Linked DNA regions of Homo sapiens: regions 2 and 3 are each linked to region 1. Evidence: read pairs that join two places in POLR2A ChIA-PET (ENCODE). Cell type or tissue: Panc1. All regions are shown on one strand.

The links. ChIA-PET counts read pairs that join two places held together with the same protein. Peaks named below come from ENCODE experiments on the same cell type or tissue, not always from the same donor. Only the 100,000 strongest peaks of a DNase experiment are listed, where the experiment ranks them.
Region 2: POLR2A ChIA-PET joins it to region 1 with 10 read pairs; 22 of 35 experiments call an interaction of 5 or more read pairs at or near these places.
Region 3: POLR2A ChIA-PET joins it to region 1 with 11 read pairs; 2 of 35 experiments call an interaction of 5 or more read pairs at or near these places.

What each region holds. Positions count from the first base shown.
Region 1 is chr1:8,017,942-8,020,441 of GRCh38, reverse strand. All of the region lies in intron 1 of ERRFI1 (ERBB receptor feedback inhibitor 1), which reads left to right. Among named protein-coding and RNA genes, the nearest start is that of ERRFI1, 7.1 kb to the left of the region's middle. In Panc1, no CTCF peak of the experiment used is centred here; no DNase peak of the experiment used is centred here; H3K4me3 peaks cover 2,399 bases; H3K27ac peaks cover 2,500 bases.
Region 2 is chr1:8,305,477-8,307,976 of GRCh38, reverse strand. No RefSeq gene overlaps it. Among named protein-coding and RNA genes, the nearest start is that of SLC45A1, 11 kb to the left of the region's middle. RefSeq lists a silencer at 102-302. In Panc1, no CTCF peak of the experiment used is centred here; no DNase peak of the experiment used is centred here; H3K27ac peaks cover 2,500 bases.
Region 3 is chr1:8,481,476-8,483,975 of GRCh38, reverse strand. All of the region lies in intron 10 of RERE (arginine-glutamic acid dipeptide repeats), which reads left to right. Among named protein-coding and RNA genes, the nearest start is that of SNORD128, 12 kb to the left of the region's middle. In Panc1, no CTCF peak of the experiment used is centred here; no DNase peak of the experiment used is centred here.

The DNA.
Region 1 (2,500 bases):
ATGGAGTTTGTCATATTCCTAAATCAGTTTCCTTTTATAAATTTTGCCTTTAAATGTAGTTACCTTATTATCTTCCTTGGTTATGGAAGTACTTAATGTAGGTGATTCTTAAATGGAACTGAAAAGACCATTTATCACCCTGAATAAACAGAAATCAGGTTCTAGAACCAGATTGAAAGGAGGAAATTACATCACACTCTTAAATAAGGAAGCACTGGGCAGAACTGGATGAGTTGTATGACAAAAATGTGCCCCTCCTCCTCCCATGGATGGCTTCTGAGATTTATTAATGAGATCTGGTGGCCAGGTAAGCATATCTAGGTTACTGCCTTAAGGTAGCCTGCATTTTTCTTTTTTTTTTTTTTTTAAGCAGTTTCAAAGAGACTGTCCTCAAGCTAAAGGCATATGATTTCACCTTAATGAAGAAGGTGCAGTGTGCTTTTGGTGTAACTTTTTTAGAAAAATGAAAGTCACCTTAAATTCAGCAGCAAAAACACAGTCTAGAAGGAATAGTGTTTTAAGAGAAGGCAAAACACTGTTTTAAGAAAGTACCCCCCCAATTGCTTCAAGTAAATATACTGTAACAGAAACCAGTTTAGAAAGCTACACTGTTAACCACTGAAGCTTATAATTTTTACTCAGTCTACAAACTGTCTTCTTTGAATTCTGGAAATGAATTTCATAAAAATTCCTTCCTGTTACATATCCTAAGGTTGTTACATTATTATTGGGCAGTCGCCTCACTCCAGCACGCATTAACTTTATCCTTTATAAATCTGCTTCTCCCCTGAGCTCTTCACTGACTCACAGTGTATGTGAATCTTTCATGTCATTACTTTTTAAAAATGAGATGGATATTTTCTCAGTATCCATTTAATAAATAATAGACATGAATGATGCCAAGATCTACAGGGGGAAAGCATAAATCAGACATCAGTTCTGTCCTAGATGATTTGAAGAGTGGAAGGGGAATTGGGGCCCAGCACAAAATAACACAAGAACAGAGCACCGCTGCTCCAGTGTTTCATGAAAGGGAGCGGCTTCATGGAGAAGGCAGGGTAGAGCTGACCTTAAAGGATGAATCGAATTGTAACAGAGATTTGGGGAAAATAGAAGCGCGCTTGAAAATATAGATTAGGTTTATATTGTGGAGGCCCTAAATTGCCAGGCTGAGGAGGTTTTATTTAGGAGCCTTTGAAGGTTTTTTGAGCAGCAGCAAATCTTAGCTTGAGCTGTTGTTAAGGAATATTGACTTGGTACTAGTGTTGTAGAATAGGTTGCATATTGCCAGACCCCAGGAAGAATGATGCCTGTCAATGGAAGGGTAAGATTTGAGAAACCATGTAAAAGTAGTCTGTGGAACTTGGCAATTGAATGTACATGGCCTCAGGTTAAAAATGGTGCCTTGAGAAGTGTGATCCTCTTAGACCCTGAACTGGTTTGGGGAGTGGGGAATGGAGTATGAAGTGAAAGGAGGAGTTTGGTTTGTAGAGTTTGAGATGCCAGAGGGCCATCCAAGTGGAAAGATAATCACCAGACAATAGGAAATGCAAAGTTGAAGCTTGAGCCAGGCTGGAGTCATTGATTCAGGAGCTGTCTATGAGTTGAAGCTATACAAGTGGATTAATAAAAGGATAACCTCAAGAAGCAAATGATTTTAGGGCTTCTTTTTTCGTTGAATTTAGAAAAGAATCAAGTTAACAGGAAAAGGTGGTTCACATCTGAAATTTGGTATTTAACTGCATTTTAGACCCACTAAAAAAGCTAAAAATAGTTGATGAAGTTTGGAGAAGTTATGCTGAAGGTTATTTGGGTCCCCGTCTAAACCATGCTGTCTGGATTCACATTCGCTTTCCTATTCTTGGATTCCATAACATAATCCCATCTTGTACTTTTTAGATACTGATTTCCCCACATAGGTACATTTTTGCAATTGTTTTCCTCTAATGAGTTGTAAGACAGATAAAATGTGAAAAATTGGCATTAAACATCACTTGGGAAGAGTTTGTTTCTTTTTAGCTTGAGGTTGGTAAAATGGATTTATTTACTCCGCGCCCCCCCCCCCCCCGCCCCCCGCTTCCATTTGTGCTGAATACTAGAAGGTTTTTAGAGAGAGAGAAAGTTTCAGGTGGTTTCATACCCTCAGTTTACAATCTGAGAAACATTTTTTTTAAAAGCTTCCTTCCAAACCTATAGCACATTGCCCTTTTTGAGTCTACAGTTTGAAGTTATTTTCCAAAAGAAGAGAACATGGCAGTTATATTGCCCCCCTCGTCTCCCATGCTAGCAAGTAGGAAGTTCGGACAGTTTCATAACATGGCCCATTCACAATTCCCCATTGAAATTTAGAGGCAGGTCACCTTCTATGAATACACAAAGACACTATTGTGGTCAGAAGTGAGCTGGCTTAGTGAACACAATTCTTTTTATACTAAAAAAATTTTTTTCTTAAGAAAGCTAACAAGTAGGTGATGGAAACAATGAATAAAAAATAACTTTT
Region 2 (2,500 bases), 290 kb before region 1:
CTATGTGTCCCCATCCAAATCTCATGTCGAATTGTAATTCCCAGTGTTGGAGGAGGGACCTGCTGGGAGGTGACTGGATCATGGGGGCGGACATCCTCCTTGCTGTTCTCTGGACAGAGTTCTCAGGACAGCTGGTTGTTTGAAAGTGTCTAGCACTTCCCCCTTGCTCTCTTGTGCTCCTGCTATGACCATGTGAAGATTGTGCCTGCTTCCCCTTCGCCTTCTGCCATGATTGTACGTTTCCCCAGGGCTCCCCAGAAGCAGAAGCCTGTACAGCCTGCAGAACCATGAGCTGATTAATCCTCTTTTCTTAATAAATTATTTAGTCTCAGCTATGTCTTGATAATAGTGTGAGAACAAGCTAATACACCTGTCCACATCTTGATCTCAGACTTCCAGCTTCCAGGACTAAGAGAAATAAATTTCTGGTTGGGTGCGATGGCTCATGCCTCAGCACTTTCGGAGGCTGAGGTGGGCGGATCGCTTGATCTCAGGAGTTCGAGACCAGCCTGGGCCACATGTTGAAACCCCAAAAGAAAAGAAAAAGTGAAAAAAAGTGAAATAAATTTCCATTGTTTAAGCCACTCAGCCTGGGGTACTTTGTTATGGCAGCCCTAGCAAACTCCTAATATTGATTACTTAGGAGTGAAATTTACTTAAGACTTTCTCTCTTTTTTCTTGATCAGTCTTGCCAAGGGTTTATCATTAATGTCTCTTCAAAGAACCAGAAACAGGCCAGGTGCGGTGGCTCATGCCTGTAATTCCAGCCCTTTGGGAGGCCGAGGTGGGCGGATCACCTGAGGTCAGGAGTTCGAGACCAGCCTGGCCAATATGGTGAAACCCTGTCTCTACTAAAAATATAAAAATTAGCCCGGAGTAGTGGCAGATGCCTGTAATCCCAGCTACTTGGGAGACTGAGGCATGAGAATCACTTGAACCTGGGAAATGGAGGTTGCAGTGAGATAAGATCACACCACTGCACTCTAGCCTGAGCAGCAGAGTGAGATTCTGTCTCAAAAAACAAAAAACAAAAAACAAAAAAAACAGAAATAATAATAATACAGATAACATGTTCATCCTCTATTTTTATGCTTATTTTCTACTTCATTAATTTCTGCTTTTATCTGTATTATTTTCTCCTTCAGCTTTCTTTGGATTTAATTTGCTGTTTGCTTACTAATTTCTTAAGCTGAAAGCTTAGGTTGTTGACTTTCCAGCCCTTCCTCTTTTCTTTCCTTTTTTTTTTTTTTTTTTTTTTGAGACAGGGTTTCACTCTGTTGCCTGTGCTGGAGTGTAGTGGTGTGATCTCAGCTCATTGCAGCCTCGACCTCGCAGGTTCAGGTGATCCTCCCACCTTAGCCTCCCAAGTAGCTGGGACTACAGGCACGAGCCACCATGCTTAGCTAATTTTTTGTATTTTTGGTAGAGACAGGGTTTTGCCGTGTTGTCCAGGCTGGTCTTGAACTCCTGGGCTCAAGTGATCCTCCCTTCTAGGCTTCCCAAAGTGCTGGGATTACAGGTGTGAGCCACTGTGCCTGGCTGACTTCCTCTTTTCTTTTCTTTTTTCTGTTCTCTCTCTCTTTTTTTTGTTTTTGAGACAGAGTCTCACTGTCCCCCAGGCTCCAGTGCAGTGACACCATCTTGGCTCACTGCAACCTCTGCCTCCCAGATTCAAGCGATTCTCCCGCCTCAGCCTCCTGAGTAGCTGGGATTACAGGTGCACACCACCATGCTTGGCTAATTTTTGTATTTTTAGTGGAGACGGGGTTTCACCATGTTGGCCAAGCTGGTCTTGAACTCCCGGCCTCAAGTGATCCGCCCGCCTCAGCCTCCCAAAGTGCTGGGATTACAGGCGTGAGCCTCCACACCCAGCCTCTTTTCTAATATAAGCATTCCAAGTTGAGTTTCCGCTAAACAAGACTTTAGATGTATCCTACACATTTTGATACATAGAATTTTCATTATCATTGAGTTAAACATTTCAGCAAGACAAACAAGTGAAAAATAAAATTGAGAGGTAGCATTGTGGGCCTGGGGCTTAGCTACATTTAGAAACATGGATTTGGATATTAAGAGATGGATTTTGGTCAAGGGAAACAGACATTATTTTCAGGTTCCACTCTGCTGCTAACCATTGTAGGTGGAACAGGGCAAACTGAGAGGGTCCCTCGACTCGCTAACTTCCATTTAAACACTCTCTGTACCCCGTTCTCTCCTGCCTTGGCCTCTTTCTGCTCTTAGACTTGTATAACCAATCACTCACTTGTTTTCTTCACTTAGATTTTTTTGTTGTTGTTTTTTTGTTTTGTTTTGTTTTGAGACTACGTTTCACTCCTGTTGCCCAGCCTGGAGTGCAATGGCACGATCTCAGCTCACCACAACCTCCGCCTCCCAGGTTCAAGCAATTCTCCTGCCTCAGCCTCCCAAGTAGCTGGGATTACAGGCATGTACCACCACACCTGGCTAATTTTGTATTTTTATTAGAGATGGGGTTTCTCCA
Region 3 (2,500 bases), 460 kb before region 1:
CATTTTCTCACCAACACTAAACATAACTATATATTCACTGTGTGTAAGTAAAATTTATAATCATGCAACAAAGATTTCACCTCCGCCTGGACAGTTTTATTCCCTGAGATACGGGTGGCTTTTAGACGTTTGGATTAAGCTCTTTATGTATTCAAGAGAGTACATGTTTGTTTGCTTATTTATTTATGCACACCCACATCTCCTTCAGCAAAGAATTCAAGGCTCCCAGTGGCTTCATAGTTTTTCATCTCTGGTCTATAAATATCACTATTTGTTAACTGTTGAGTATTAATTATTTGTGTTTTCTAACCCTAGTCTGATGCCTGACACATGGTAGAGAGATACTAAATGGTTGTTGAATGATTGAATAGATAAATCAAGTTCAAGTTCATATCACACTTGATCATCCAGAAATTGATGTTAGGAAGTTGGCATAGCAGAATATGCAGATAACCCTATTCTAAGGATCATTTTCATTTCTCTTTTATTCTAAAAAATTAAGTCCATAGAATTTTTGTCAGATTTTTTGTTTGTTCATTATAAATGGCCTTCACTAAAGTATCTGGACCTGGATTAGCTTTGCAGTGCTTATGACTTGAATGTGGAATATTTCTCAGCTCCCAAATAAGGCATTGCCGGGAGGCCCTTTCATAAGTTTTCCCTAAGCATGTGAGAGGAGCCTTCTGACATTCATTCCATACCCACACCCTTTACTTAAATGTTTCTATCCAGATGAGTCAACATTAAATGGTTAGTGTTTGCTGGCTTGGGTTAAGGTAAGATGTTGGGTTTTCTTGTCGTTCAGGATTTTTTATTTGTTGTTGGAAAGTCTAATGGGTAAAGCTGATAGGCTCTATGATTTCTTATTATGGAAATCCAATAAATTTCAGAACAGCACATCATATAAATCAGCCTTGACAGGCACTGTTGCCAGTGTTTTATTTATGTAATAACAGGATATTGAAGTCAACAGAAAGTTGTGCTGTTAATCATAGCATTAGTGAGGATGCAGAAAAAGATCACGCAGTTGAGGTTTTCTGGTATAACCAAGACCTTTTCAGCTGATTATTAGCATAATAATATATAATTTTCAACTTTTATTTTTTGAAAATTTTTTAGTTTTAGAAACATTTTGAGCTATTGTTTTGAAAATTAAGTGTTTAGGTGTTCACCTGTGTGGCTTCCTTTGGGCTAAGAAATTCATAAATTCCCTTCTAAAGTTCCATGTAACAACATTTTAACACAAATTGCGTGATTTAATTTTTGTCTTTTTTTTTTTTTTTTTTTTTTTTTTGCAACAGAATCTCACTCTGTTGCCCAGGCTCGAGTGCAGTGCCACCATCTTGGCTCACTGCAAGCTCCAACTCCTGGGTTCACGCCATTCTCCTGCCTCAGCCTCCCAAGTAGCTGGGACTACAGGCACCTGCCACCACGCCCGGCTAATTTTTTTTTGTATTTTTAGTAGACGGGGTTTCACCATGTTAGCCAGGATGGTCTTGATCTCCTAACCTCGTGATCCACCCGCCTCAGCCTCCCAAAGTGCTGGGATTACAGGCATGAACCACCACACCCAGCCTATTTTTTGTCTTGTTTGAATGAAATGGCTTTTAAAATTTAGTACTTTGTTTCTTTTTAGATAATATGTAGCTTTATTTAAAGTCAAACTTTATACCCCACTTTCTTCTTTTCCCTAAACATGAGAGAGAGCATTACCTAAACTTCTCTGGGGTGGATGGGGAGATAAAAGGCCACTTTTACAATCCAATTAGGTTCTTTATTTTTATTTTTATTGAGCAGCCCTAGGCAACCTCTCATCTGCTTTTTGTCTCTATAGATATGCCTATTCTGGACATTGCATATAAATGGCATCATATAATAAGTGGCCTTTTGTGACTGCTTTCTTTTACTGAGGGGGTACTGTTTTCAGGCATCATCCGTGTGGTGGTATTAGCCATTTTTATATATTACCATTTTATTTATCCTCCTGGTCTGCTTCGCCTGTCATTTAAAATGTGGCACCTGCACTAAGCAACACTCCTCAGGTCTGACCAACATAAGGTGACCCAGGGATACCCCTCAGTTATCCTAAAAGCTCATCTGCTCAGTGCAGTCTCAGCTTATAAGAATGTCTGCTCATCACATTCTTTTTAGTCCTGTGTTGTAATCTTGTTATGTTTCATTTTTCCTTGTATATGTGCTTTTGATAAGCCATTTCTTTCCCACCCTGAGCTTTTCCACTGAATTTTGAGCCAGTCATAGGACCTTAAGTTCATCACTATTAATTTTATTTTTTAAGGTATCAACTATTGGTCAGCTTCCTGATTATAAAATTGAAATGTATTTGTGGTTTGAGTATTTATATGCTAGGCAAAAGTTTAAGTGCTTTTTATGAATGAATTCATTTAATCTTCATAACAATTCTATGAGGCAAGTGTGGTTATCATCTAAAAATTAATAAGCACACTTATTTATATACACAATATTTATATACATAACTATT